Regions from separate parts of the Homo sapiens genome. Here region 1 is linked to region 2. Evidence: chromatin loops called from intact Hi-C (ENCODE). Cell type or tissue: Panc1. All regions are shown on one strand. Each heading gives the region's core, and the rest is flanking DNA. Links, peaks and the distances in the headings are about the cores only.

What was found. Hi-C counts contacts between places; a loop is a spot of excess contacts. Peaks named below come from ENCODE experiments on the same cell type or tissue, not always from the same donor. Only the 100,000 strongest peaks of a DNase experiment are listed, where the experiment ranks them.
Region 1: it touches region 2 in a loop (8-fold over the local background); 2 of 110 quality-filtered maps call a loop at or near these places.

What each region holds. Positions count from the first base shown.
Region 1 is chr17:73,985,110-74,000,841 of GRCh38, forward strand. No RefSeq gene overlaps it. Among named protein-coding and RNA genes, the nearest start is that of LINC02074, 120 kb to the right of the region's middle. RefSeq lists an enhancer at 2,091-2,930. In Panc1, for the core only: no CTCF peak of the experiment used is centred there; no DNase peak of the experiment used is centred there; H3K27me3 peaks cover 356 bases.
Region 2 is chr17:74,036,907-74,052,638 of GRCh38, forward strand. No RefSeq gene overlaps it. Among named protein-coding and RNA genes, the nearest start is that of LINC02074, 68 kb to the right of the region's middle. RefSeq lists an enhancer at 4,259-4,759. In Panc1, for the core only: no CTCF peak of the experiment used is centred there; a DNase peak (open chromatin) is centred at 6,065.

The DNA of each region.
Region 1 (15,732 bases), core at 3,416-11,415, 51 kb before region 2:
AATAAATCCACTGAACCCATGCACTGAGGAGTTCTGGTTTGTTAGAGCAAATAGGAAGTGGTTTTATGTGTCCCTGTAACTCCCCCTAACTACATTCCGTCAAGCCTCCCCTGCCTGCTCTCTTAAAGACATCTGGTCAAATTATATACATTTCAGCTGTGCCCAGCTGTTAGCGCCATCTCACCCCTGTATTTGGTCCAGTTTGTTTTAAAATTTCTGTCTTTGCAAAGTTCAAAGCTCCACTCCTCCCTTCCCATCACCATCCTCAGCAGGCCAGGCCTGGCCATGGCTGTTGGGGGTTTTGGGGCGGGGTGGGGGTCCTGCTCTTTGTACTCTCCAGCCACTGCCTCCCTGCCTGTCTGGCTCCCCCAGCCATGAGGGGCTGGGGAGACCTCAGGAGGCTCTGGCTGGTGGCCTCTCTAAGTCTGAACGTCCGTCCCTGGTCCCACTGTGAGGATGGGGGTCACATGGACCCTGAAGGGGCCCCCACAGCACCATTCCTTGATCTGGGAGGTCCAGCTCCTGCCAACTTCATCCCCGCCCCCACCGCTTCCAGCCCCTTGCCTCTCACCCAGCCAGGGACCTTCCTGGGTGGGGCACCTGCACGATGGTTGCATCTCAGCTCCCTCCCATGGGGTTCACTCCATGCAAGGCAGGGGCACACAACTCTGCCCGCCAGGTGGGAGAGCAGGTGACATCCTGGCCACCGTTCCCTGGACGCAGCTGCCCTAGTTATTCCCGTCCTCAGCCTGCATAGCTAGGCAGTCTGTTGGCTACGCTGCTGGCCTAGCGGGGAGCTGCCATAATGTGGGAGAGAAAGTCCCCCTTTCCTTCTTCCATAGAAAGGGAGAGAACAGCCTTCCTTCAGAAACCACACTTCAGCAAGGCCAGCTTCCTCCAGCCTTTGGTTGACTTGGGGCAAGGGAGATGATGATGATGATGATGATGATGATGATGATGATGATAATAATAATAATAATAATAATAATAATAATAATAATAATAGGTTCCGTACCCATTTTCCAGGCTCTCTCACTGACTCATTTAATCCTCACCACAACCTGTGATACCAGTACTATTGATATCTTCAATTTATTTTATTTTATTTTGAGACAGGGTCTCACTCTGTCACCCAGACTGGAGTGTAGTGGTGTGATCTCAGCTCACTGCAACCTCCACCTCCCAGGTTCAAGCGATTCTCCTGCCTCAGCCTCCCAAATAGCTGGGACTACAGGTGCCTGCCACCATGCCCAGCTAATTTTTTTTTTTTTTTTTTTTTTTTTTTTTTTTAGGTAGAGACGGGGTTTTACCATGTTGTCCAGGTTGGTCTCAAACTCCTGAGCTCAAGGTACAAAGAACAGGACCCCCACCCCACCCCAAAACCCCGAACAGCCATGGCCACCTCTGCCCACCTAGGCCTCCCAAAGTGCTGAGATTACAGATGTGAGCCACTGTATCCGGCCCAATATCTTCATTTTAGAGATGAGTAAACTGAGGCAAAGGGAGGTGATGTGGCTTGCTCAAGATCACACAGAAAGTGCCAGTAGTTGGCTCTGCAGCTCACACCCTTACCCGGCTCTGAAGCAGCTCCCTGAGCCCTGTGGGGTGGAAGCAGGTGGCAGTTTTCCAAACGTAAGATGGGTGCGCTGAGCCCTTTCCCTCTCCTTCTGGGACAGCTACCTGCAGCCTTGCTGTCAGGGCCGGGATGCAGAGGGGGGCAGCAGGAGCGTGTGACAGGGACACTTACTTCTTCCAGAAATGGGGCTGATGGCACCTCATGGAAAAGACCAGGCGGGGCCTGTAGCAAGAGGCACTTGGGTTGCTGGAGGAAGGGAGGGAAGGGATGGAACCTGGAGTGAGAGGAGAGAGGGGCGGAGTCCTGGGCAGGTGACAGCTTGTGCATAGCTTGGAGGCTGTGCTGAAGACGTGAGGTTTGTCTTAGGAGCAATGGAAAGTTGGAAGGATTTAAGCAGAGCTAGGTCAGATCCTAAAGACTGGACCCAAGGGGAAAAGTAGTTAGCACAGGGCCCTCGGCTGCTGGAAAGCAAACAGGGCTGTCTTTGAGCCCTGGCCTGGTTTGCCCTGGCCTGGTTTCCTGCACCCCATCCAACCTAATAGAGGTGGGGGGTCTTGGGGGAGAACTGAGGTGGACGGGTCTTACCCAGTGCTTTGAGGACCCTCCCTAAGGTGACTCAGAACATCTGTGCAGCAGCCTAAGGCCCAGCAAAGGAAGGGACTGCTGAGGCTTCCTGCCTTGCTCCTTCCCTCGGGGTCCTGCACGCAGCTCTCCGGAATCCCACCCATCTCGGGAATACATCAAGCTATGGAAGATAACCCTGTAATGTGCAACTAATGTTCTGTGGACAGTTACACAGTGGTGCCACCGCAGACTCAGCAACAGAGGATGGAAGGCCACCCCTCCCGCAGACAGGGCCTGCCCTGCCGCCCAGCTGCTCTATGTTGGGGCCTCCCAGGAAATGAGAAAGGAGCCCAGGCACCAGCCCTGCGGCATCCTGGAGGAGCCCGTCCTGGCCTGAACACAAAGACAGAGGCCAGAAAACCCTATGGTGCTCAGAGGGGGACCCTCGGAGGCCACAAACCCAGCTAGATGGCTGTAGCAGCTGGTGCACCTGTGTTAAAACCTGACTCTGCCCCCCACTCCTAACAGCTTCCACTTGCCGAGTGCTTTGCCGACTTCACCCAGTTAAACCTTTGGAACGGCCCTGTGGGGAAGGTGTTTTCCCCACTCTGTGATTGAGGAAACAGAAGCCTACCACGGTGGTCACACATCAGGACTGGGAATTCAAACTCTGCTCTGATTAATTCAAGGCTCTCAGCTCCTCGGCCAGGACAGAAGGCAAGCCACTCATGCTCTCTGAGCTCCCGTTACTCATTTGTAAAAGACCGATGACAGCTCCCGCTTTCCAGAGTTTGCGAGGAGTCCGTGCTGGCAGAAGGCCTGGCACAGGGCTGCAACGTGGCTGCATTTGATTGGGGTTCTCCAGGGAAACAGAGCCAACGGGATGTGCATATCTAGGTCTAGAGAGATATTTAGTTCAAGGGATTGGCTCACTCGATTGATGAGGGCAGCAAATCCAAAATCTGCAGGGTGGGCTGGCAGGATGGAAAAGGGAGGAAGAGATGCAGTTGAGTCCGAAGGCCGTTGCTGGCAGAACTCCCTCTTTCTCGGGGGACGTCAGGCTTTGTTCTGTGCAGACCTTCCACTGATTGGGTGAGGCCCACCACACCATGGAGGCCCATCTGCTTTGCTCAGAGTCCATCACTGTCAACGTCATCTCATCCAAAAAACACCTGCACAGCAACATCCAGGGTAATGTTTGGCCAACTATTTGGGCACAGCCGAGTTGACAGCAAATTAGCCATCACAACAGTGAACACACACCCGTGGCGGCCGTTCTGAGCAGAGATGCTGCCGCTGCCAAAGGCACCCACAGCTGGTGTTTGTGTGTTCATGGTTCATCCCTAGGGATGTGGGAACTCACGAGTGAAAATGTGGCATGCACACAGCTCTAAAGGGGACCCGTGGCACTGGATACCCCCAGGAGGTGAGCCAAGCTATGCCCAGATCCTGGGGCCAGAAGGACCACTTCACTGACCCAGTGTTGGGGGTGGGGACTGTAGAAGGAGGTGACCAGAACTGGGTTTAAATCCTGGCTCTTGGCTATGACTGTGGAGAGAACAGGGAACCTCCCTGAGACTCAGTCTGGCCTCCATGAAATGAGTATAGTGACTGCAGCTGCACGGGGCCCCTGAAAGGAGGCAATACGTCAGCGGATGTAAAGCACCTAGGCTGGACCCAGCCCTTGCACAGACGCCTTCCCTTCCCAATCTTACCGAAGAGAGGAGCACGTCCAAAGCAGAGGAGAAACTTAATTAGGATTGGAAAAATGTGAATTCCAAGGCTTATTAAATTCATGATATTTTTACTTACCATGTACCCAGAAATATATTTAGCAAAGCAATTTACACCATCACTGGCTGATGGATTGTGGTTTTCTAAGTTGGGTTTTAAGATGTAAATGGGCTCCAATCAGAGCACTGCTGGGAGGGAGAAAACCTTCCTCTCCACCGCCCTGGTCCTTGGGCTCCAGCCTCACCTGTGCAGCCTCCCAGGACGGACAGATGGCCCTGCGCTCCCACTCTCCACGGAGGCTCTGCTGGGGTGGGGCAGGGAGTAGAGACAATAGAATATCAATGATAACGACCATTTATCCAGCACTCATTATGTGCCAGATGCGGGAGCTTTACCTCTGCTACTCACTTGACTCTCGCAGCACCCTTGTAAGATAAAGGGCCCTCGGGCACCTTACCAGCTGTGTGATCTTAGGCAAACCACTTGGCGCTCGCTCACTCGCTCTGTGTGTGTGTGTGTGTCTGTCTCTTGCTTGCTCGCTCTTTCTCCCTACCTCAGTTTTCCTCATCTGCAAAGTGGAAATACTAATAACCTTCTATTGGAGAAGCCCAGTGGCTGGAAGTTAGTAAACACTCAGATTTAGAAATGGGTGAAAGGGAAAATTTCCTGCCCAAGGTCAACCAGCTAGTAAGTAGTGGAGTCAGGATTCCAAAGCAGGTGTCGGCGCTAAAGCTCTTGACTGTGAGTGGGGATAGACAGGCACACAGACACGCAGACGGGGCCTCTCTCATGTCCACGTGTAAGCATGGGAGGCGGGTCAGTGAGGTGTGGCTAGACCTACCCCAGCAACCCACACACACTCCCAGGAAGCCCAGGCAGGGATCGCGCTTCTGGGACCCGCTGACACTTTCCAGATGAGGCAAGGTTTGCTCCACAAGGTCCCGGCTTCGCCAGGGCAGGCCAGCTACAAGAAGACGCCCAGCCCAGCGCCTTCCTTCTTGTCCGTCACTGTCCTCCCTCTGGAGTGCCCTTGCCTGAATCAAGGGCTTGCTGGAGCAGGACAAGCAGCTGGCCTTGAAATTTTATTTACTGAAATAATTTGCTTATAAGCCAGAGTTTTAATGCAAAGCCAAACATCGTCCTCGCTCCAATGAAATCATCACAATTTCCAAATTAATGGAGTTGACTGTACATGGAACACCTGACTGGGGAAGGCTGGTGAGCTCAGGGTCAGTAACCATTTCCCAGGAGGGAAGTGAAATGGGAATGCTGCTGTTGGGGCTGGGATATCTGGGTGGGAGGGACACTGGCTGTGGGGCCCCAAGCCCGCTGGCAGGAGTTGGGACCAGCCCTAGAGAATCCTCTGAGCGCTCCCCTTCCAGCGCCGCGGGTGAACAGGCTGAGCTTCCATGCTGCTGGGATTGTGCATGGAATGCAACCACCCCTCCCTTCGCTTGCTTCCAGGACTATGGAAACCTTACTTGTGCTTTGAGATGACACTTCCATCAGGAAGCCCTCCCAGATTTTCCCAGTTGAATTGCTCCCTCTACATGTGGACACTTCTGTAGCTCCTTAAGCCTGAAAACTGGAAGCTCCTAGAGGCCAGAGACCTTTGTCTTCTGCTATCTCAGACCTTCCCCGTATTCCCACCCAGTGCTCAGCATGTTTATAATATGTGGTGGCTTCTCCAGAAATGTTTGTTGATTTGAACTGAGACATATTCTGGTTGGGTATTTTTTCAATTATTTTAAGAAAAAATATATATATAAACAATCTAAGTAGAATTAGAAAATACGTAGGCAGCAAGAATGCTCGTTAGGGGGTGCGGCATGGAGGGCAGAGAGCCCCTGGCCGGGCCTCCTCCTGACCTCCCCACCTGCCCCCTGGGCACCTCCTATAGCCTGGTCACCACCACACATGCTTCAGAATTAGCCACCAGCAGGATGGCGAGGCCCCAGGAACCATCCCTTGAAGGAGGGCAACCTGCTGCTCTGGAAGGTTCTCAGAGACCCCAGAAGAGGCTGCCCAAGGCCTGGGAAGGACCCCAAATTACACAGATCTAATGTTAGTGGCCTAAGCAGGGTATGAAGATATGGACTGTATTCTGGCATCTCTTAATATTAATAGTTGCCAGCAGGGGCCCTGGGACCAGGGGAGCAACAGGGGTGGGAGGTGGGAGCGCACCCCACCCCACCCCACATCTGACTCATTGAGATGCTGCACAGTGGCCAAGGGACAACGTTCTGACCTTATTCCCCCAACAGGTGGGCCCAGTGCCAACCACAAGGGACTTGGGTGGACAAGTGCCCAACTCTCTTCGCTGGCCCCTCCGAGACCACCTTCTTCCAACACTCCTGGCAGGAAGTGGTGGACTCACTTTAGAACCCGGAGGACTCAGAGGTGCCCTAGGAATCTGACTTGCAAATCAACTGTGGAGTGTTTACCAGGCCACGCCCTGCCGTCAGGACTGCATTCTCAACAGTGAAATTGGGCCATTACCCTCCCTTGATCTTGTGCTATTTGTCTGTAATGGGTGTGGGGCTCCTCCTCCCAGCAGCTGGGTCTCTCCCCTGCAGCTGGCCACAGGAGTGGCAGAGACCCTGGTGGAGTGACTGCAGCTTTGCAGGGGGCTAACTTTACTCCAGCCCCTGGGTACTGAGCTCTGGGCTTCCAGATGCCCCCAAAGATGAGCAGAGGCTATGGACACACATCAGACATCACCCAAGATGTGCACCCTCTCATTTCTGGGGGGTTGCAGGAACAGGAACCCCAAACAATGTGACTTGCCTTTGCCTCACCCCATCCCAGGGTCAGCTGTCTTAGTGTCATTATTCCCTTCCAGAAAAGACATGAATATTCCTCTTAGCCTCTGCAGGCACTAAATAATAATAATAATAGTAATAATAATAATGATAACACAAAATAAAGAGCATTTAGGCTGGGTGTGGTGGCTCATGCCTGTAATCCCGGCACTTTGGAAGGCTGAGGTGGGGGTACCGCTTGAGCCCAGGAGGTTGAGGCTGCAATGGGCGATGACTGAACCACTAAACTCCAGCCTGGGCAGCAAAGCGAGACCCTGTCTCTCACACACACACACAAAAAACATTTAATATGGTTTTTATTTTCAAGCTATAAAGTTAATACATAGTGATTGTAGAATACCTGAAGCATGCGTAGTAGTATAAGGAACAATACTAAAATCGGCTTATCCACTGCTAGAGGTAAATACTGTTAACGTTTTGGTGTATTCTCCTTGAGACTTTTCGTGTGCGCATGTGTGTGTGTGTGCGTGTGTGTACGCGCACGAACATCTATGTGTCTACATTATAAAGCACAGTTAGGATTATACTATATGCACTTTTGAGTCCTTCTCTTTTTAATTAACATGATATTATGAGCCTTTTCTCACCCAACAGAACAGCCTGTAAGGGCCCCCTTGCCTTTTCCACTTGCGTTTTAGCCCTTCAGAGGGCAAGGTTCCGGCTGTCCACACCCCTGGCCAGGAGAAGGCCAACCCAGGAAGGAAAGAAAGACAACGGCATGCATTAACCCGGAGTCAACCGTTTATAAAGTCAAACATTTAAAAGGCAAAGAGATTCACAGTTAATCAAATAGTCGATTTGTCAGAGGGTCGAAGAAGATAATGGCTTCAATTTTAAGTTCCAACAAACGCAGCTACCTCCTGTGTCCTATTCAGTCATCCCACCTCTCTCAGAACTAGGACATCCTACAGTTTTGGCCATCACGGCCCCCGGCCAGCCTGCTCGCCCCTCCACGACAGGCCCTTTCACCCTCCACCCTGTTGATTCCTTCATCAGCATTCCCCACCGCACTTTCCAGAGCTTATGCCAAGAGAGCTTTCCTTTGGGAGTTTGGTGAAATGGGGACATGAAGCCTGCCTGGGGAGGGGTGTGTGTGTGTGTGTGTGTGCGCGTGTGTTTGTGTGTGTAGGGTATAGGTGAGCAGGGCTAAGAGACCGATGTAAAAGGAACAGCCCAAGGTCAAGGGCTGGGGGCCAGCAGGAAGCTTCCGTGGCACAGTCATGAATTCTAAATAAATGAAGCCCTCTAAGCATTTTTGTTCTTCTTTTCATCAGTTCTCAACCAGGGGTGACATTGTCCCCCAGACGACATTTGGCAATGTCTGGAGACATTTTTGGTTGTCACAACTGGGGGGTGGATGCTACTGGCATCTGGTGGGTACAGGCCAGGGATGCTGCTCTGGGATGCAGCATCCTACCGTTCACAGGTTGCCCCCTGCCCCCACCACAGAGAATGGGTGGGCCCCAGGTGTCAGGAGTGCTGAGAATGAGGGACCCAGCATTCTCTTCTCTTCTTTGGTCTTTCTTGCCTGCTTGTAACATGCACTTAGACCCTTCCAGATCCACAGGTGCAGATTGTCATGAATCCCAAAGACTAGTATGGGGTGACTCAGTCTACCCCACTGAGGTCAAGAAAAATAAGTGGATGGAACCCGGGAGGGATGAGAACACAGGGTGTGGGTGCAGCTGTGAAAATTTCGTGCTCATGATTTCACACACTCTCTTAATGTTCTTAAGAGCCTTTGGGGAGTAACCTTGGGACCCGCAAACACTTTGCCCCCTTCTCAGGTTCGGCAAGGCAGGGTTTGCCTGTAAAGTAGTAGGACAGTGTCTGGGGAGCAAGCTGCACTTTGACAATTGTGTGAGCTGAAAAGAGGAGGAGACAGAGACATCCTGGGGACAGAGGTGGCAGGGTACCGTCTTTGAAAGTTAAGGAGGTGTTTTCTCTTTGGAGCTCTGTCCACCACCCCAGACTCTTGAGACAAGTCATAGTTACAAAATGGCCACTTAGCATTTGTGGCCATCTCTTGGATGGATGTTGGGTTGACTTGAGGGTGTTCTGAGATGCTGTCCTGGTGGATCCACAGGTATGAAGCCCACCTCTCTGCATGGAGTACCACGGCCACCCATTGTCAATTGTCCAAGGTGGCAGTGTGACCTCAGACTGGACGTTGGAATACAGAGATGAGCCTCTGGCCTTCACCTCTTGGACCTTCCCTGGTTTGGACTCCTGATGGCAGGTTTGGACTCCTGATGGCAGATGCCAAGGTGATGTCACTACCTGGATCATGCTGGGAGGAAGATGGAAGAGGGCCCAAGAGCTTCAGAGAGCAAACCGTCGGCTGCAAGCTGGGTCACCTGGCTCCGGCAGCCATTTTTCTTTCCTTTGGGTTCCCCTGACACTGAGTACTGTTTTGACAAAATGTTCAGCAACCAAGTGTCCATGCATGACCTAGAGGGTTCAGGAGGGACAGCCAGCCTGAAGACTTTACCAATAGACCCAGCATGGAAGGAGGCTCTCAGAGGCTGGAGGGGAAGGAAGCCTGACTTCTCTCTGGACACACCATGCCTCCTCTATTGCCAGAGCATGAAGGGAAATGGTGGATCCTCTCCTAGTAATACTTGAAGTCTTTGTTATTTGGGATCATTTGATTTTTGACTCTTAAAAATAGTCCATAGGCCGGGTGCGGTGGCTCACGCCTGTAATCCCAGAATTTTGGGAGGCCGAGGTGGGTGTATCATGAGGTCAGGAGATCGAGACCATCCTGGCTAACACGGTGAAACCCCGTCTCTACTAAAAATACAGCAAATTAGCTGGGCATAGCAGCAGTCACCTGTAGTCCCAGCTACTCAGGAGGCTGAGGCAGGAGAATGGCATGACCCCAGGAGGCGGAGCTTGCAGTGAGCTGAGATTGTGCCACTGCACTCCAGCCTGGGCGACAGAGCGAGACTCCATCTCAAAAAAAATAATAATAAAAATAAAAAAAAATAAGAGTCCATGAGGACTGAAAATGGTAATGAGGTTACAGTGAAAGTGAGATTCCAGGACAGGCTAAAAAATCAAGAGAAAGAGACTGGAGGAGAAACCTCACCTCCTTTGTGGCTTTTCAGAAATGGCCTTTGGAAGCAGCAGCAACTCCGAGAATGAACTTGCTGGCCCCACCCAGCGATGGAGAGAACATCCCTTTCAGAGCAGAGATGCAGGATGGAATAGGTGAAGAGAGAAATACAGATTCCCTGAATATCCGTGTCCTCCCTCTTTTTTCAAGGACTCCAGTATCTCCTGGAAGCTCCTAGAAAAAGTCTGGCATTCATGTGAACTTAATCAGCAGAGACTCATTTACATAATAAGCATTCTGTGAACACTTACCATATACAAAGCACTGTGTCCCACAGCTAGCATAAGGCCTGGCATACAGTAAGTATTTAATATTTGTTTAGGATTTTTTTCTTTTTTTAGATGGAGTCTCGCTCTGTAGCCCAGACTGGAGTACAGTGGCACGATCTCAGCTCACTACAACCTCTGCCTCCTGGGTTCAAGTGATTCTCCTGCCTCAGCCTCCCTAGTAGCTGGGATTATAGGTATGCGCCACCACGCCTGGCTAATTTTTATATTTTTAGTAGAGACGGGGTTTCGTCATGTTGGCCAGGCTGGTCTCAAACTCCTGACCTCAGGTGATCCGCCCGCCTCAGCCTCCCAAAGTGCTGGGATGAGCCACCGCACCTGGCGTGTTTGGGAGATCTAAGGGTGACTGAGAGACTATCCCTGCAGCCAAGGATTTTATAAGCCAGACGTGCCGGGGAGTAATTCAAGGTGGAATGAAATAAGTACATTTCCTGGTGTTTCTTTGGTCTCAGCTGCTCATCTGGAAGTGAAGCAGAGCTCCCTGGGGACCAGAGAGTATAGAAAATTTCTTTCTTGAGTGGACCCTAAGAATGAATGGGGAGATTTCCCCAGAATAAACCAGCTCACCCTTCCTTTTCCCCTTCCGCGGAGCTGAGTCTAGGGAGCAACAGCAGCGCCATCTTTCTTTTTCGGAGGCAGAAGCTGTGCACTCTTATCAGCAGTGGGACAGACTTGGGCTTTGGACCCAACAGATCTGGAGACCACCCACTAGATGAGGGAAGCTTGGGTACTGAGCCTTGGTTCCCTCTTCTGTAAAGGGAGCTAATTTTGTCTTCCTGCAGGGGGTGGATGTGAGAATTGTGAACGCAAAGTGGTGGGCACACTGCAATGGGTGTTCAGCCATCTGAGTCTTTGTCCTGTGACGAGTGTGCACATAATAGCATCGCGCGTGTTAAAGCTCTCTGAGCACAGGGCCTTTGTATCACTGATTTCCCCGCATCGCCTTAGTGTACAGTGCAACGTTCGCCCATGGTAGGTGCTAAATAAATGTTGTTGTTGTTGTTTTGTTGTTGTTGTTGTTGTTTAGACAGAGTCTTGCTCTGTCGCCCAGGCTGGAGTGTAGCGGCGCGATCTCGACTCACTGCAACCTCCGCCTCTCGGGTTCAAGCAATTCTCCTGCCTCAGCCTCCCAAGTAGCTGGGACTACAGACACCCACCACCATGCTCGGCTAATTTTTTGGTATTTTTAGTAGAGACGAGGTTTCACCATGTTGGCCAGGCTGGTTTTGAACCCCTGACCTCGTGATCCACCCGCCTCAGCCTCCCAAGTAGCTGTGATTACAGGCACCCACCACCACACCTGGCTAATTTTTGTATTTTTAGGAGAGGTGAGGTTTCACCATGTTGGCCAGGCTGGTCTTGAACTCCTGACCTCATGATCCACCCACCTCAGCCTCCCAAAGTGCTGGGATTATAGGCGTGAGCCATCACGCCTGGCCATAAATGTCTTTCAATGGGATATTTAAAAACATATGCATGTTGTTATGATATATATCTTCAAAAACAAAAATCGGGACATGTCTGACTAGGACAAGGACACCCAAGGCAGGCACAGATGAAGCACTTTAAGTAAGGCCAGTCCTCAGACGTCTGGCTCCAAGATGAACACTGACAAGGCCGTGCGTCTGGCTCGCCCCTCACTCCCAGCAGCCCTATTTTTCAGGGGGAGAAGGATGAGGCCCAGAGAGAAATTAAGATGACTTGAGCCAGGTCACAAGAAATATGATATTCCAAGAATTACTACTTCCCAGCTTCATCCTTCAATATCTCTCTTTCTCTTCATTTTGAAAAGCATAAGTTTAGGTAGGAGAAAATCTACCTAAGAGGCAAGAAAATTTCCCATGATGTTCAGCTTGTTCAGGTGACACACCAGGAGATGGGGTGAGGGCAGAGGGGTGATTTTGTCTCCAAAGCAGGGGTCAGCAAATGTTTTCTGTAAAGGACCAGATGGTAAATTGTACAGGCTCTGCAGGCCCACCATCTTTGTCACAGCTTCTCAGCTGTGCTGTGGTAATGCCAAAGCAGCCCTCAACAATATGTACATGAATGAGCGTGGCTGTGTTCCAATAAAACTTTATTTATGGACACTGAAATATGAATTTGATATCATTTTCACATGTCATAGAATAATACTCTTTTGATGGCTTTTCAACCATTTGAAAAAGTAAAAAAAAAAATTATTCTTATCACGCAGGCTATAAAAACAAGATGGCGAGCTGGCTTTGGCTGGTGGGCTGTGTTTGCTGACCCTGGCTCCAAGCACCTGTGAGATGGTCACTGGATGGCATGCATCCACTTACTCCACATTCTCATCTTCCTCTTGGAAAAACCTTCTGGCCATGGGGAGATGCCTGTTCCCTCAGACAAAAGGCTTAGAGGTACAAACAAGGCACTGCTTTCTCTACGAGGCTTCTAGATCGCCTGCCACCCGAGAATGTGAATACTCACATTTTTAGCTTCTAATGGGGGTGGACAGCCAGAAATCAAACTAGAAATGTGTGTTCTAAGCCATCTAACCCCCAGATTCCAGCATTTGGCTCCTCCAGCTTGAGCTAAGAAGTTGCATGAAAGCAGCCAGGCATGGTGGCTCACGCCTGTAATCCCAGCACTTTGGGAGGCTGAGGCGGGTGGATCACCTGAGCTCAGGAGTTCGAGACAAGCCTGGTCAACATGGCAAAACCCCATCTCTACTAAAAATACAAAAATTAGCCAGGTGTGGTGATGGTCACCTGTAATCCCAGCTACTCAGGAGACTGAGGCAGAGGAATCACTTGAACCTGGGAGGCGAAAGTTGCAGTGAGCTGAGATCATGCCACTGAACTCCAGCCTGGGTGATAGAGTAAGACTCTGTCTCAAAAAACAAAACAAAACAAAAAAAAAAGAAGTGAGAAAACAAATAATCCATGCCTCGACTCTCTTTGCAGAGAGTCCAGGACACTGGATGTTGGAGGCCTCACTGCTAGACATAGTCACAGAGTGCCTGGTGCACTGCTTAGAATTTGTCCTTTGTAAATTTAACTTGAGGAAGCACAGAAAGTTTGCCCTTCATATTGTGGCATAAATAATCGAGGAGCAGGTACCCCAGGAATGAAGACAGAGGAAGTTCTCAGTCCATAGTGGAGTGCACAAGAATGATAGGGAAGCCCAAGGTTTGTAAAAACCATAAATATCTCAACGGTATGCAAGGGCAGCCTGGAGAGCATCATTATCTGCTCCCCTGACTGTTTTAATATGCTGGGTAGAGAAGCCTGATAAATCACCGGAGGCTGCAGGGCTTGGAGAAGATTTGGCTGGAGCTAAAAGAAGGCAGCCCATGGGGAGGACAACTTTAGAATAACCTGAAAATACACAGACACGTGCCTGCAGACAGACACTTTCATTCATTCATCCAATATTTATTTCCTGCTTATGTTGTTCCAAGCACTGGACTAGATGCAGAGAGAATCAAGTTGAAGAAGACTCAGCTCCTGCCCACACGGAGCCTGGGAGCAGGGGAAGGCTGGAAGATACCGATTGGAAAGGTATCTCAGGAGCATGAATTATTGCCAGGGCACGGGTGATCCAGGGGTGCACCCCGCAGAGCACCTGCCCCCTTGTGGAAGCCCAGCTACCTGCAGCCTGAGCGCTGAGAACCTGACCAGCACCTGCAGAGACTGCAGAATGATCCTCAGTGGGTCCTCCTGAGCCGTCCTGCCTCCACCTCAAGCCCCTAGCAGAGAGGATCCCGGCCAGCCCTGAGCCAGTACAATGAAGGAGACAGCTGAACTTAATCTACCGAGGCTCTACTCCTCTTCCTGCTTGGAAAATCTCCATCCAGCCCGCTCAGCAGAGGGAACTGCCCCAGGAAGAGAAGAGCGGTGGGCTGAGGGGCCGGGTGGAGAGAGTACAGAGGGAGGAAGCTAAGTAAACACCCAGCCTCTGTGCTCCCCCGTGCTGCCTCCGCCTGGTCAGCACCCTGTCGCTGGCATTGATGGTTTCATTTTTCTGGAGAGAAAAAGAACAAACGCGGAAGATAATTGTAGTGGAACGGCCGATAAGTAACGTTTGGTCTCCTTTTTACAACCATTCCCTAGGGCCATATTATGATAATTTTTCTTCTATAACTGGCAAATTGTATAACGAGTCAGATGATAAACCAGCAAGCAAGGCAGAAATTTGCATTTTAATACAACTGCTGGTATCACTCCCCCCACCCCCCATCCCGGGGAGATCAGGGCCTCTCTGATCCTAGGTCACCTGGCACCCTGCCCTCCTGTTCCCTTCTCTGAGTGAGTGAGTCTGGAGCACTCAATAAATGTAGCATTTTCAATGAAAGCATAATATCTGTTTTCTCCAGATATTATGTAGCATAGAGATTACGATTCAGGGCCCTGGAATCTGCCAGCTGAGCCCTACCCCAGCTCCGACACTGACTGAATGGCTATTCTTAGTCAGGATCCTGAACTATGCCTCAGTTTCCTTTTCTGCAAAACGAGCATCATTCTACTCTCTACACTAGGGGTTTTTCTGTGGATGCCTGGTGTGCAGCAAATGCTCAATAAATATTATTAGTAATCGTGTCATGATGGTCTGTGTGGAAAAAACTTAAGCTGCTTTTCCTCTCTCCTCCTATCACAATCAACACAGAAGATTTCTGTGCCCAGACATGTGGGCTTTTTCCCCACATGCCAAGCAAGTCATCAATTCCGCAGGGAACATCAGCTAGGTATCCTCCCACCCCAATTCAATCCCAACACCATCTACCTGGAAATAGCATCAGATCACAGGTTGGGGGCTCGGTCCCACAAGAGTGACCCCCACATTTCCAGTGCCCATCACAAGCCCCAGTTTGTTTCACCTGGGCTTCTGACCTGCTGGCTGTAAACTTGGCTTCCCACAATCCTCTTCTAGGGTTCGATTAATCTGCTAGAGCAGCTCACAGAACTCAGGGAAACACCACATTCACCGCTATATTCTAAAGGACAGATGAAGGATAGAGATGAAGAGATGCACAGGTGAAGGTATGGGGGAAGGAGTGTGGAGTTTCCATACCTTCCTCCTGAAACCTCCATATGCTCAGCTATCCAGAAGCTCCCCAAACTCTGTCCTCTTTGGCCCTCTATGGAGACTTCATTGGATAGGCATGATTGACAACCATATAGACAACCATATGTGACTAAACAAAAAGGGTTTGATCTTAATACTAACAGACTGAGGGGGAAAACCCAGCCAGGCCTGTCTGTTCAGATTCTTCTTGGCCTCTCTGTGCAGCCTTCCTTCCTCCAGGGTATAGGGCAGGACCTCTTCTGAAATGGGGGCCCCTATTGACTTATAATCAGACAAGGAAGGTCAGAGAATTTCTTTATGGCTGGCCCCAAGACAGAAAGCTGGGGAAGACTGGAGTCCTGCCTTGGCCAGGTAAAAGGAGGGCAGGAGAAGTTCAGAGAGAGAGATTCTGTTTTTCGAGGCCTGCTTTTGAGGCCTAAAGCCCCCCAACAGTATAATAAGGACCATGGGAGTCATGAGCCAGGAACCATGGACAAAAACCAACATAGCATAGATGATATTCTAATATCACAGGTGGTGATGATGATGATGGGTCCAGGTCCATAGGGCAGTGGTTCCCAGTCAAGGCCGTGTTATCAAGCCAGC
Region 2 (15,732 bases), core at 2,858-10,857:
CACCTGGCCGACCCTGGAAGTCTTATATACAGCTATGCACAGGAAAGCAGGAGCAAGATCTTCTTTCTAGTAAAAGGCAAGAGGTCAGAATAGGAACATCAAGTCTTCTCTGATCCCCCGAGAAAGCGGGTCATCGTCCCTCCTCTGCCTCCCGTCCATGCCTGAACTCTGTGACCGAGGGCAGGAGTCAAGAATGTGCTGTGCATGCTCCTTGGAGCTCAGAGGCAATGATGATCAGATTCAATAATTATTAGTGATCTGCATATTCTCTACGGCAGATGAAATAACTGTACAGAAGAGCGGGCGGAAGGGAGAAAACCGTAAATGCCTTTCTCTTTCAGCATTAAAACAGCAACGCTATAAAGCTTGCTGCAATTAATTAGCACTCTTATTAGCACCTTTATCTACCCATCCCCACACAGTGTAAATGCCAGAGAGCATCAGGCAGCTCTGAGCCCAGGGGCCTGGGCAGGGCTCGGGAGGGAGGGGCCTTCCTGAGTTCCCACGCTAGGGGCTGGGAGGATGTGTGTGTGTTGCCTAGAGATAGCTGCACCTCCATAGACCAGAAGACTGAATCTCCTGGGCACTGAGCCAGTGGGAGTAACCCAGGGAATCTTGTGTGTGCAAAGAAATGCCAACTGCCAAGTAGCCAGGGAGAAAGAGTGACACACACACACACACACACACACACACCTCCTAAAGTATCCACGCTCCAAGACTCATTGCCCAGGCCGGCTTCCTGATCATGTGACCAATGCAGTGTCACCCAGGGTCTGCAGTCAGAGGGGGCCCCATGCTTGGAGTTTGATCCTCTGAAGTCACCTTCTTAAAACTTGATAATTTTATCTTTAAGGCCGGGCACGGTGGCTCACACCTGTAATCCCAGCACTTTGAAAGGCTGAGGCGAGCAGATCACCTGGGGTCAGGAGTTCGAGACCGGCCTGGCCAACATGGCAAAACCCTGTCTCTACTAAAAATACAAAAATTAGCCAGGCATGGTGGCGCGTGCCTGTAATCCCAGCTGCTAAGGAGGCTGAGGCAGGAGAATAGCTTGAGTGCGGGAGGCAGAGGTTGCAGTGAGCTGAGATTGTGCCACTGCACACCAGCCTGGGCAACAAGAACGAAACTCCGCCTCAAAAAAAAATTTTTTTAAAAAAGGCCGGGCGCGGTGGCTTACGCCTGTAATCCCAGCACTTTGGGAGGCCGAGGCGGGCGGATCACAAGGTCAGGAGATCGAGACCATCCTGGCTAACATGGTGAAAACCCGTCTCTACTAAAAAATACAAAAACAAAAAAAAAGCCAGGCGTGGTGGCGGGTGCCTGTAGCCCCAGCTACTCGGGAGTCTAAGGCAGGTGAATGGCATGAACCTGGGAGGCGGAGGTTGCAGTGAGCCGAGATCTTGCCATTGCACTCCAGCCTGGGCAACAGATTGAGACTCTGTCTCAAAAAAAAAAAAAAAAACCAAACAAAATAAAAACTATCTATCTATCTATCTTTGAACTCGTGATTAGTAAGCGAAGTCAATGGGACAGTGGAGCATTCTTGGGGGCTTGGGGCCCCTGGGTGGGGGCCCCTCCCTCTGTTTCCACACCTCCCTGGGATGATTCTCAGCTGCTAACTCCACCTCCTCCAGCAACTGCTGCTGCCCTGCCATCCCCCTGTGGCAAACTGGGGTGCCAGAGGGTCATTGCGGAGGTGTGTACCCCATGGACCAAATTGTGAAGTGGGGCCCCAAGCATCTGTGGGCATCTGCAGTCACCCCACAGATATCCCCATACTGAAGGAGGGAAACTTACAACAAATATAAACATCATGATGGGTAGAAGAGAAAGACAGTAAGAGAAAGGAACAAGCTTTTTTTTTCCTTTTTGAGTAAGGATCCCTACATTTTCATTTTATTTATCTTTTATTTTTGTTTTTTTGTTTTGTTTTGTTTGTTGGTTTTTATTGAGACCAAGTCTCACTCTATTGCCCAGGCTGGAATGCAGTGGCCCAATCTCAGCTTACTGCAACCTCTGCCTCCCAGGTTCAAGCGATTCTCCCGCCTTAGCCTCCCAGGTAGCTGGGACTTCAGGCGTGTGCCATCATGCCCAGCTAATTTTTTTATTTTTTTTTAGTAGAGTCAGGGTTTCACTATGTTGGCCAGGCTGGTCTCAAATTCCTGACCTCAAGTGATCCTCCCACCTCGGCCTCCTAAAGTCCTGGGATTACAGGCGTGAGCCACCACACCCGGCCCCATTTTAAATTGGGCTCTACCAACTATGTAGCTGAGCCTGCCCACTGCTTTCAGGGCAGGTTTGGGGGTGCTTCACAGGGCTCCCCCAGCCCTCTGATCAGCTGTGACTACTACGTTCAATCATTTGACAGACACATCGAACCCTGCTATGTGCAAGGCTCTGGATGAGGTGATATGGGGGATGGAGGGATGGAAGTCACATACCCCTGAAAAAACCACAACCTCAGGGCTCGATTGCTCCCTCTCTGCAACTGTGCATGTGTTTTTAAATAATAAATGTAGAGAAAGAGATACTCATGCCAATGTCTCAAGCCTAAGCCCTGGCTGACATCTACTTAGCTGGGGAGGTGAGGAGAGAGTGACCCAGTGGGGGCAACTTGGTAGCAGTTCAGACCCAGCAGGATCAGCCTGGTCCTTAAGTGTAGAGTAGTTCAGTGGTGCTGCCCTGAGGTGGTTAAATATAAAAGAGCTAAATCAGAGCTAGTTAAGTTCCTGGTTCTGCTACTTACTATGTAACTTTTCGAGTTTATTAAAGTCTCAGCTTTTACTTTTCTCTGCCCTTGAATCAAGCAAACAAAAAATGTGGATTAAACAACATAGAATGGGCCGGGCATGGTGGCTTATGCCTGTCATCCCAGTACTTTGGGAGGCTGAGGCAGGCAGATCACCTGAGGTCAGGAGTTCGAGACCAGCCTGGCCAACATGGCGAAACCCCTTCTCTACTGAAAATATAAAAATTAGCCTGTTGTGGTGGCAGGAGCCTGTAATCCCAGCTACTCAGGAAGCTGCACCAGGAAAATGGCTTGAACCCAGGAGGTAGAGGTTGCATTGAGCTGAGATCACACCACTGCACTTCAGCCTGGGCGACAGAGGGAGATTCTGTCTCAAAAAAAAAAAAAAAAAAAAATGTAGAATGTCCATTAGCAGGTGTGCAGAAGCAGGAAGAGTGAGGGATGAGGAGAAGCCAACAGAGAGTGCATCAAATAGCATCCCTGCTGTGGCAACTGACCTCAGTTCTGCTGGGGAACCAGGCAGCATGGGCCTCGGAATCGCCCCCCAGAAGATCAGGAGGCTGAGACATTCATCCACCACCTCCCACCCCCAAGGATGTCAGCTCCCCTGCATTTCTGGGCTGCCATGCACTCCAGGTGGCAACCCCAGCAGCTGGAGGAAAAATCCAGAATATAAAAGGAAAGCACGCGATGGTGCCAGCCGTGGGAGCTTGTGAGTGTACCTGGACACTGCCCACCACAGCTAGGGCTGAAATTCCAAGTCAGCTGGAGGATATGACACAGGACACCAAACCATCTGCTTCCAAGGCCCAGCTATGACAGGGAGCTGGCCGGCGGGTGGGGCCCAGGCCTCCTCAGGGTGGTTACATACAACAGGATGGAGGCGAGAGGTTGCAGCAGGGCAGGCAAGAGCCAGCACTCACCAGTGGAGAGGAGGAGCCCACGCCTGTCCTAGAGCGAGCCCCGGCACCAACTCCAGCAACATCATCCTCAGGTTTTCCAGAGCCTGGTGTTCAGGCCCCTCCTTGGAACACCTGTGGGGACTGGGAGGGCAGCCCAGCAAGGCCCCACTGATCAACGCGGAGACTTCCCTGCTGGGTCTAGTTGATTTTCACCCAGCTTTCTGGGAGTAGAGCTGTTCCCAGAGCTTCCCTAAGCTTGTGCCCAGATGGCAAATCATGATCCTGCGAAACAGAAGGAGAAATGGTGCGCACATGTGAGCAGGTGAATGGATGCGGGGCCGAGGAGCCTTGCCTGAGTGCAGGACGGCTGGGCTCCACCCTCAGCTCTGCCCCCACCACGCTGTGTGATGTCCCAAGAGCTTGTGACAAGAGCTAACACTGATTGAGCACTCACTCTTTGCCAGGCACTACCCTGGGCGCCTTACAAGGGCGAATCCATTTAATCTCTGCATCGTCTCTACCCCCACTTTACAGATTAGCAGCCTGCAGAATAGAGACGTTAATTGGTTTGCCTAAGGGGACAGCTGGGATCCAGAGCCCTGTCTGATGCAAAGGCACATTCTTCTCTGTAAAATGGGCCCAAAGACCTCTGCTCTGATAACTGCACTGGGCTTTGGCCTTTAGTGAAATCAGCAAGTGGAAAGTGATTGGAAAGGAGAACGCAGACCACACCACACAGGCAAAGAACCACAGTGTGTGCTGACAATGGAGTTCCGCCTGAGCAGAAAGAGAATGGAAAGCGAGAAATGGAAGACAAACCTCAGCAGACTTCCAGGCATTGGGTTCCTGGCTTGCTCCTCCACCACCAGCTACTGTCACCACCCTAAGTCTAAGAGTCCATCACCTCCCATTCTCACCCCAGGGGAGATGGAACCAGTGGGCACAGCTGGTGGAGAAGGGCACTGATGGTGAGTACAGCCCATCAGAAGGCATTCCCCGGGGGATCCACAGCCACATTCCCCAGGCTTCTGAACCAGGACGCCCCAGAAGTTACAGTATGTGGCTTGTACGCTGACGACAGTGGTGATACAATGACAACAGGCCTGCAGACATCCACGGCTCTCCTGCCTGCCCAGCCCTGGAAGCCAGCCTCAGAGCCGGCTCATTCAGAATGGCCATGCCCTCCTAGGAGAAACACCTTCCTCTCTCTGTCCCTGCATGGGGTAAAAGGATCCAAACCCCCTAACAAAGATAGTTCCTGGGCCTGGCTGCACCCAAGCCCTAGCCAAACCCAGAGGCCGCCCGGGACCATTTTTTAATTCTTTTGCAATCAGCACTTTCCTTTCTTCATTTGCTGGTTGAATAATGCAGCCTGTAAGAAAAGGGCCCTCAGCACAATTCTGGTGCTCGTTTACAATGGAAATTGGGAAAACGGCGAAACGCGTACTGCAAAATGCATTTAAAAGAAGATGATTCAATTGGATTTGGCAGCTCCGATATTCAGGACCAGAAGGAGAAAATCTGTCTATGATTTGAACATGTATAATTAAGAAGAAAGCCTTAAGTACCGGGTGCATTTCTTAAGATGTCACCGGCTCTGTTGACTCCAGGCGTTTTGATCAGTGGTGTAGAGCATTTATTTCTGAAATCTGAATAGCTATGAGTGAGGCGCCTTTTTAAAACCAGCACTATGGAGCCAAGCCCTGACATGGCACAGCTCGTCAAATGGGGTGAAGGTAGAAGGAGCAAGGAGGGAGAGCAAAGGCCCCTCTGGACCCAGCTCTGATCCTCCCCCAGGGTGTACCCCCAAACCTTGCAGACCGAGGTTCAGGCAAAATTAGATCCATTTGGTGTGTCCTATTTTGGTTCTTCTGCTGCTGCCAATGGAAGTGCCAGCGCCCTGGGAACCGTTCCATCCTGAAAACAGAGAGCTTGCTTTGAATGTTGGAAATGTTTTAAAAAGGCAACTAGTATTGTGGAAAAAGCCATGCAGTGGTTACCAGAGGAAGGAGGCTCAAACCCCATCTCCACCCTGGCTAATTGTGGGAGCTTGGGCAGGTTACTTAGCCTCCCCCAGTCTCAGCATCCTCATCTCTAAAATGGTCTAAGTAATAGACTCTCCCTCATAAGACAGAACAATTAGACGAGGTTATCCGTACAAATCCCAGTATCTGACACGTGAGCAGTGCCCACTGTACGTGATTTATCGTTCTTATTATTCTCTTCAGCCCTCTCTCAAGCCACCCAAAATAACTGCATGAGCCCAACTCAGCTCACTCTCTGGGCCCTCCGAGAGTCTGCGTGGAAAGCAGGATGTCATGAAAAACCTCACTTGCAGTGCGAGATGACTCAGTGAGGGAGTTGCTGGCAGCCCAAAGCCTTCTCCATGGAGAGCTGGAGGCTTCGCAGGAATGACTCACAGGTGGCACAGTGGGACAGAAACCTGAGGCTGAGATGAGTCACATGACAATAGCTGTCATATGGCTTGTTGGCTCATCATCCTAAGCAGGACTGGAATCTTCTGAGATTTCTAGGGTCCCCTCTCTTTTCTCTTTCAGATGGGGAGAGGAAAGAGAAGGATGAGAAACTGGTGTGAGCCCTGGATGTTCTTCTTAGAGGCCTGGCCTACTCCAGGTAGAATGTGGCCAGACTGTGTTTGACAAAGCCACCCCTTCCCTCCACTCCCTAAGCTGCCCGCACTTTTCTTGGGGAGGGGAGGCAGGGAGGAAGGATGGGGGGAAGTCCAGGGGAGGAAAAGGAAGAATCTTTCATGCAGGAAATAGTTGCAGGTTTCATAACCACACATTCAGGACACACCTGTTGCAAGACTAAGGAGGAACTGATGCTCAGTACTCCCATGATGTCCAGCGGATGGGAGGCTAACCTGGCTGGTGTGGGTCCCACAATGCCAGAGCTGTTGGCCAACCACCAGGCTCACCAAGCAAGAAGACCCTGCAACAGGAATCAGAAGTCAAAGAGCACCCAGCCATGGACAAATGGGTGATACCAGGAGGGTCCCAGAGGTCACAGCCTGCTGGCAGGCTCTAGGGTTCCCAATGACCTCCATCAGATATGGGGGGCATCACCTGGCCTTCAGCAATGGACTGCTCCAAGGCCCCTGAGTGACCACACTCCCTGGGGCTCTGGCCAGTACCTCTCTACACATACAGGCAGCCCACCCTGTAGATGTACCCAGCCCTGATTCCCAAGGCCAGCAGCACGGCACCGTGTGACCCAAAGATTCTAGCCACCTGGTTCCTAGTGAGAAGCCACAGCCCCAAGTGGTCTGCTCATGTATCAGGGAAGAACTCCTTGCCAGCAAGAGTTACAGCTGGAAACATCAGGCACAGTCTCAGGCCAGTTCTGCACAGGTGGGGAAACTGAGGCTGGCCTTGGCTCAGCAGAGAGCTAAGGCACAGTGAGAATCCAACACTACCGTCATGCCTAGTTCTGGACCAGACCATCGGGCCACGCTGCCTGCCTGGATGCCAGGGTGTTGGAGTTAATGTAGATGGCTTCAAGTCCTCCAGCTCTACCCCTTGCCAGCTGTGCAGCCTTTGGAAAGTTACTTAGTTTCTCTTTGCTTCTGTTTCATCACCTGTAAATGGGGCCAAAGTGCTTTCCTCAGAGGTGTGCCAAGAATCTGGCCTGGCAGAGCAGGTACTAAGTAAATATTCACTTTCTTTCTTCTTCTTTTTTTTTTTTTTTTTTTTTTTGAGATGGAGTCTTACTCTGTCGTCCAGGCTGGAGTGTAGTTGCACAATCTTGGTTCACTGCAACCTCTGCCTCCCAGGTTCAAGTGATTCTCCTGCCTCAGCCTCCTGAGTAGTTGAGATTACAGGCACGTCCCACCATGCCCAGCTAATTTTTTTGTATTTTTAGTAGAGACGGGGTTTCACCATGTTAGCCAGGATGGTCTTGATCTCCTGACCTCATGATCCGCCTGTCTCAGCCTCCCAAAGTGCTGGAATTGCAGGTGCCACCATGCCCGGCCCCCCTTTTATTTTCTGAGTTTTTCACTGGTCCCATCTGCTTCCCTCTCCTTCCTCAAAGCTGCTTAAAGCTCAGCAACAGCCCTGCCTCTGAGATGGCTCAGCCTTTAGTGCCACGCATGCTCAGTGATACCCCCGTGAGTCTGACGGTGAGGACTTCGGCAATTGCATCTGACCTGGAGGTAAAGCCCAGAAATATAGGCAAGGAAATGCTCTGTGAATATTAAGGAAGGTCCAATAACTTCATCCCCTAAAAGACGTAAGAAGAGGCCCTTGGGTTTGCCACTTGACTGGGACTCACATCTCTGCCCCCTTTTGGCTGGGAATGAGTATGTGGCCAGTCTGGTCCATGAGACCCAAGGAATCTGTTGAAAGTCTACAGAAATGAACTGTCCTGCCTCATTTAAAAGAGCGAGGGAGAGAGTGAGAGAAGGGAGGCAAGGGGCAGCCCTTGCTGCCCCTGGCTATCTGTGCACATGGATGGGTGAAGACAGAGGCTTGGGGCTGCTGCCGCCATCTTTTTTTTTTTTTTTTGAGACGGATCTCGCTCTGTCGCCCAGGCTGGAGTGGCACGATCTCGGCTCACTGCAACCTCCACCTCCCAGGTTCAAGCAATTCTTTGCCTCAGCCTCCCAAATAGCTGGGATTACAGGCACATGCCACCATGTCTGGCTAGTTTTTGTATTTTCAGCAGAGATGGGGTTTCACCATCTTGGCCAGGCTGGTCTCAAACTCTTGACCTCATGATCCACCTGCCTCAGCCTCCCAAAGTGCTGGGATTACAGGTGTGAGCCACCGCACCTGGCTTGTTGCTATCTTTTAATGCAAAGGGAAGACTGAGAAAACTGCAAAGAGGCCGGCCAGAGCCCTGGCATCACCACACTGCTGAAGCCACCCCAGAGCACTCGCCTCCAGAGTCTTGTGTGAGGAAATAAATGATTTAAGTCCGTTCTAGCTGTATGTTGTTACTTGCAGCAGAGCACACCCCCTTTCCAAGCCCTAACGGGCACAGCTATCAAGTCAAGAGAGGAATACTGCCAGCGTTGGAAGGTTGCCATGAGAAGGTTCACATGACACCTGTGAATTGTGCAGCAGTGTGCAGCATGCAAAGGACGCCCACAACACGTGGCCCCTCTTCTCTTTAGCCAAACCTAAACTTCATGCCTCCAAAACCAACTAGTCCTATGAGGCAAAAAGGGCTCTTTCCGGAGCCCAGCCCAGGCGCCGAGGCAGCCACCCAGTGGCTGGGATTTAGAAGAAGCCTCACTGACTCAGCAGCAACAGAGCTTCTGCCTCCAGGCTCCGAATGCCACTGCCTGCCCAGAGGCCCAGGGAGACCGAGAGCAAACAAATGAGCTCTTCGAATGGCAGCGAAAGTGTCAAGGAAGTCAACCGCAGAGGCCATGAACATCTGACCCCTCCAGAAAGTGCTGGTGTGGAGAAATGCTAGTGCAGCTTCATTTTCAGCCTCTGATTTCATTAATAAGATAATGATGAGCCATTTAACTTTGCATCTGAAGAGTGAAGCAAATTACCTGTGTCTACATTGCTTAATGACGGAGGCACTAACAGGACCTTTGCCGCCTGCTGGAACCGAAACTGACCTATTGCAGGAGGCAATTTTATGCTCTTGGGTTTGCCACTTGACTGAAGCCATTCATCAGGCCGGGAACTCACCACCCTCCCCAACACACACTCCACATTAGCTCCGTGTCCTCTGCTGCACGCTGCCCCTCTCCCTAACGGACGCAGGCTTTTTTAACCCAATGATCCTGCTACCATTAGTTATTTCCCGGACATGAACCACTGGGCCCTCATTAGCCAACTCTCAGGTATCCAGGTGTGAATTTTCCACTTTGGCAATGTTTCCCCGGAGAAGTATTCATCTGAGCCAAGCCATGTCCTGGACTCCATCTTCCCATCAGCAGGAAATACCAACACCGCCCGTGGCCTTCTGAGCCAAAGATGATGAGAGAAATCAAGACGCAGCCAACCACAGAAGTCTTCCAAAGGCCAGAGAGGCTCTTTTGGATTTTTCATTGTTTCAGGTCCATAGATTTTTTCATTTCTTTTAATTAAAGTAGAAGTTCCATACAGTAAAACTCACGCTTTCTAAAAGGGAATGGCTCCGAGAGTTTTCACAAGTGCATACAGTTGTGTGGCCACCAAGACAGGCAAGACACAGAACAGTTCTGTCACCCCAGAGAGTTGCCTTGCACCTTCTATGGTCAACCTCTCCTCCCACTCCCAGCCCCTGGCCACCACTGATCTGTTTTCTTTCCCTATAGTTTGGCCTTTGCCATCATGTCATATACACTGGGAAGCCCTTTGATTCCAGCGTCTTTCACTTAATCACCTGCATTTAAGATGGATCCAGGCACTTTTGTGCATCAGTAGTTGGTTCTGTTTTGGTGCTGAGTAGAAGTTCACTGTATGGGCCGGGTGTGGTGGATCACGCCTGTAATCTCAACACTTTGGGAAGCCAAGGCGGGCGGATAACTTGAGGTCAGGAGTTCGAGACCAGCCTGGCCAACATGGTGAAACCCCCTCTCTACTAAAAATACAAAAAATTAGCTGGGCATGGTGGTGGGCACCTGTAATCCCAGCTACTCGGGAGGCTGAGGCAGGAGAATCGCTTGAACTTGGGAGGCAGAGGTTGCAGTGAGCCGAGATCACACCATTGCACTCCAGCCTGGGTGACAAGAGTGAAACACCATCTCAAAAAAAAAAGAAGTTCACTGTATAGACAAACCACAAGCTATGGATGAGGCCCAAGGGTGTTCACTGAGCACCCACCTACCCTGAGCCAGGTACTTGAACATACATTATTTCAATTAATCTGCAGGAAAAACTGTGAGGTAAGTACTCCTTTTTTTTTTTTTTTTTGAGATGGAGTTTTGCTCTTGTCGCCCAGGCTGGAGTGCAATGGCATGATCTCGGCTCACTGAAACCTCCGCCTCCCAGGTTCAAGTGATCCTCTTGCCTCAGCCTCCTGAGTAGCTGGGATGCCAGGCATGCGCCACCATGCCCAGTTAATTTTTTGTATTTTTAGTAGAGACGGGGTTTCACCATGTTGGTCAGACTGGTCTTGAACTCCCAGCCTCTGGTGATCTGCCGGCCTCAGCCTCCCAAAGTGCTGGGATTACGGGCATGAGCCACCACACCCAGCCAGTAGGTACTCCTCTATCTCCATTTTGGAGGTAAGAATAGGGCCATGCAGCTAGAAAAAGAAGGGATGGGCCAGGGACAGCCACGAGCACCATGGAGAGGCCATCCACTCCATCATTCATTCGTTGGACAAGCATCTCCTGGAGCCCTTTCGCAGGACAGGGCACAGTGCTGGGTGCAATGGGGAAGCACATACAGCCCTGCACAGAGGGGGTTACAGTCGAGGACTGTGCTTCCACCTGCCCTGCAGGGTGAGCCCACTGGACTTTCTTGTACCTGAGGCTGAAGACGCCACATTTGGTGAGTGTGTGGCCCACATAAGGTGATCCTCCTGGTATGTGTAGGGAGAGAAAAGACTCAGCCTTCTGTAAGACCCTGGGGAATCGGCAGCAGGAAGCGCAAGAAAGGCGATCGGAGACGTGTTTTCTCAGCACATTTGTGCTCTGAAAACAATGAAATTGCAGGTTTCACTAGACAGACATGCCAGCCACTGCCTGCAAGTAAATATAGCGATCCCTGAGGCTTGCTGCCCTCCAACACCAAGTCTCTGTCGTTTGGACTTGGGCCACAAAACCACAGAGAGGATGGTGGGGGGAGTAGCAGGGGTCGGGAGGAGGAAGTGGTCTAGGCATCACTTCCTGGCTTTTTCCATCCCTGTTCCAGGCACATGGCCCTGAGGCTCACCAACCTGCTGGGGAAGATGGCACCCACTTCATGGCCTGCCATTATCAGCCATACACACGCCTGGGGTCATCCTCTGACCGATACAGTGTAAGCAACAATTTGCTGGATGTATAGATTTCCAGGGGGAAGAGGCAGCAGTGGCTGTTGTCCCACAGCTCTGCCTAGGGGTGTGGGCTCCAGCGTTTTTGGCCTAGATCATAAGAGGGAATCCCTAAATAGAGGCTTTCAGGGTGGGGATGGAGAAGGCTCTGGCTCATTTCCTCCTGAGAGGCCCCCGGTAGAGCAGTCCACTGGGCTTCTGAAGGCTCCTCAGGAAAGTGCACAGTTTGTATTTGTTCTCAGCTCCTAGCCAAGTGCCTGGTTTAATAAGCAGCTTTTGAGCAATAATGAATGAATGAAAGGAAGAAGGGAAAGAGAAAGACAAGGAGAGAGGGGGAGAGGGAGGGAGAGAAAGAGAAACCCCTAGAGGCAATCCTTTCTGAGTTTCTTAGTAAACAGAGAAAAATCTTAAGCTTACCAGCTGGAGAAGAGCAGGAATTTGGGGTTCCAGTGCCGAACCCCCATTCTACCACCTGTTAGCTGCACAAGTTACTTTACTTTTCATAGACTCGGTTTCCTTGTCTATACGACAAGGATATGGATACTTCTCTCTCAGGGTCTGGGGGAGGATTACATGAGATCATTTTAGACCTCAGCCTAATGCCCGGCATGGAATAACCGCCAATCAAAAGTAGCTATTGCTGCTGCTCTTCTGACTTTAGCAAAAGAGGCCTCCTGGTTCTGGCCTGAAAGCAGGGCAGGCCATGCCGTGGCCGGGACCCCCTGGTGAGAATGGACCCTCTTGGAGACTCTGACTTCATTCCTGCCCAAGCTGCAGGACAGCTGTCCCTGCTGGCAGCTCCATGTGCATCTGGAACTCTCTGAGCACCAGGCTTTGTGTGTGTCTGGATTAATTGCTTTCTCCACCCCCGCATCTCTGCCCACCTGCAAGTGGGAGGCTGAGGTGACTGGGGACCTGCAGGTTTTGGTGGAGCCCCTGGCCCCTCAGGCCTGAGCTTGAGGAGAGATGGAGAAGGACTTTATTAAGATGGATGTCAGAGCTCCAGTCGGCCCTCATCCTGCAGCTTACGCTAAATTATTAAACGTCGGCAAGGACGCCAGGGGCTTTGCCATTTGTTAACAGATGGCTCTCAACTGAATCTCTGTGCATCATCTTGATGTGATATGTACAGGGGATTGGGCACAGCCCGGGGATGCAGCACTGGAGGAGGAAAAGGCATTGCGGACCCCCGTGGAGACTGCCCACCTTGTCCCTGCAAGCTCCTGTCGGGTTCACTCACCTGTGTCAGTTTTGCTTCTTGTCCCCCTGCTAAGGGGCTCTCTGAGTCCAGCGGGGCACCAGACCTGCCCAGAGCAGCAACTGTAATAATTAATGTTGCATGAGGGTCTACTTGGTGCTCAGCATTTCCCTCGCATTTCTTATTTAATCTCCACAGTGAGCCTGCAAGGGAGGTGTCATTCACATCCCTTTATAAATGAGCACGTGGGACCCAGAGTGGCTTATTGCCCAGTGTTGCACACTCACTAAGTGACAGAGCCAGGGCTAAGATCCATGTCCCTCTGACATCTCCAGCCTAACCTCTCCACTGTGCTGCCCCCTGGGCCCCTGGCCACCGACTCTGAAACCCTCCCCAGCTCCCCTTGGCCTGAGAGTGCCCAGGGAGAATCACCACTGGCGACTTCCTATGCTCACATCCTCCCTGGAGGCCCAAAAAGGGAGGAACAGGGAAGAAAATGCTGGAACGAGCTCAGCCCTCCTCTCTGGACATCCCCCGCTTCATGTGGGTAGGACCCAGAGGATGACAACGGGCTGCTTGCCAGGATTCGTTTGCTGTGGTGAGGCAGCTGTCACGGTCCCTGCCCTCTGCCCTGTCCACGGGTCTCCCGAAGAGGTGTCCAGCCTGCCCTGTCATTATTATTTATTGTAATTGCTGCATTTTATTGAGCACCAAGTCTCTGGCGGGCAGTAGGTATAATGTGATCACATTTAAATCATTGTTAAAAGCTTTGTCATAAGGACAGTCAGTCAGTGAGAAAATCTGATCACAGCAATTTGGAGGCCCCTAAGACTCAGGACCAGGAGGGGATCCTTGATTTTATACTTTGCAACTGAATGGAACTAACTGTCTCAGAAACTCCAGGTAGCAGGTGGCTGACTTTCAGATCTTCCAAGAGCCTCGCGTGCCCATTTTAATGGAGGGACAGCTCGAGTCCAGTTTCCCCAGCCTGAGGAGGCTCTGTAGGCAAGACGCGTGTCATACATGCCCATCTACTCACATCGAGTCTCTCCTGAGTTTACTGCAGCCACAAAGCCCTCGAAGGCTCCATACACTGACCCTGACCCTCCCTGTGACCCAAGGCCTTGGCAGATAAGGAGAAGGCCAGCAGGTTTCTGCAAGACGCCTCTGCCCTCCCCACCTGTCTCCTCGGAGCCCCATCTCCACCTCTCTCAGGTACAATCATTTCTCTGAAGAACCTTCTGGCTCTGGGGAAGTGGCTGAAAGCCTCCCTGGTCAGCAATTCTCACTCCTTCTCTGGCTTCCCACTCTCTCCTCTTTCATCCTGATCTTCTCATTGGAAACTCACATCCCACCTGGGCAAAATGAACCCCTGCCAGGCCTTTACCCCTGCAAGGAGGGGAGGCTCCCCAGGGCCACATCCCCTCCCCTTCTCCCACCTGCCCACGGGCGCTTCCAGAAGGAACCATCTTTAATGGGTGCCCTCACGTCCCTTCCAACCACCAAAGGGGGAAAATATCCTTAAAGCAGTTGCTTATTAACAGCATCTGGTGGCATTCGCAGCCCAGGACGTGGCAAAATATAGATCAGAGTTGGGAAAGCCGGGAATCACGCTGCCATTTGTCCTATTCCAAATGTCATTTTGCGTTCCATCGCAGCATATTACCGAGATGATTAGTGGCATCAAATGACTTCTGAAAAATGATTATGTGCCATTAAAACCATTAGTCTGTCCGAAACCAGCACAAACAAATGGCAATGGGAGGATGAGTCATTAGCTGGGGAGGCTGGGTGACGAGTAGAGAGCTGCCCTGTGCTGGGCAATTAGTGAGGCCAACAGGTTGGAGCAGCCAGGGGGGTTGGTGGAGCCCAGAGTTCTGCCCGGGCTGGGGAAGCCCTAGGGCCCCGCGAGAGCAAAGGGCCTGTGGGGTTCACGCTTCTCCCAGGGAGCATGGATTTGGGTTTGCTTGGAGGGCCCTGCCCTCCCCACAGGCTGAGGGCAGAGACATCACAGCCTTCCCCAGTGGAGGAACAGGAAAATGAGGCTGGTGCACCTGCAGGTTACTGGAAACAAGATGTGGGAAAAAACAGAGGCAGGGCCGGGACATCACTGCAGGGGTGTAGGATGAGCAGGCAGAACTCCACCGCAGAGGCCCCTGGGGGGAATTTTTTAATTGACTCCAGCAAAAAATGACAACAACAACAAAAATTGGCTTGGGAATCACAATGTAATTTACGACAACAAGAACACTTAGAGAAGCTATAATTTCAGAGATTAAAAAACATTTTTTGAACATATACTAACAAAATAGCTTTGATGTGACAGCGAAAGAAAAAAAAACAAGTAAAATGTTTGTCATTTTTTTTTTTTTTTGAGGCAGGGTCTCGCCCTGTCGCCCAGGCTGGAGTGCCATGGCATGATCACAGCTCACTGCTACCTTGAAGTCCTGGGGCTCAAATGACCCTCCCACCTCAGCCTCAAGAGCAGCTGGGACCACAGGCACGCGCCACCACACCTGGATAATTTTTGTTTTTTTTGGAAGAGACATAGTGAAGGGTCTCACTATGTTGGCCAGGCTGGTCTTGAACTCCTGGACTCAAGCAATCCTCCCACCTCTGCCTCCCAAAGTGCTGGGATTACAGGCCTGAGGCACCACGCCCAGCCTGAGTTGTTGTTTTCGAGCTTGTAAAACTAGCTGAGCTCTGACACCAACCCTTGGGGTACCCATGGTGTTCCATGTTGAATTCCACTTGTTGGGGCAAAGATTTGGTTTTTAGGAGATGGAAGGAGGGAGGTCCCCTTGTCAGCCCTCCTTGTCCTCCTCCTCCTCCATCTTCACTTGTGTCTAGGCCCACTCGGTGGGGCCACATCCCTGCAGGGGCCACCTCAAAGCTTCCTGGGCATATTCTACTGCTGGTCACGTTCTAGAAGTAGTAAG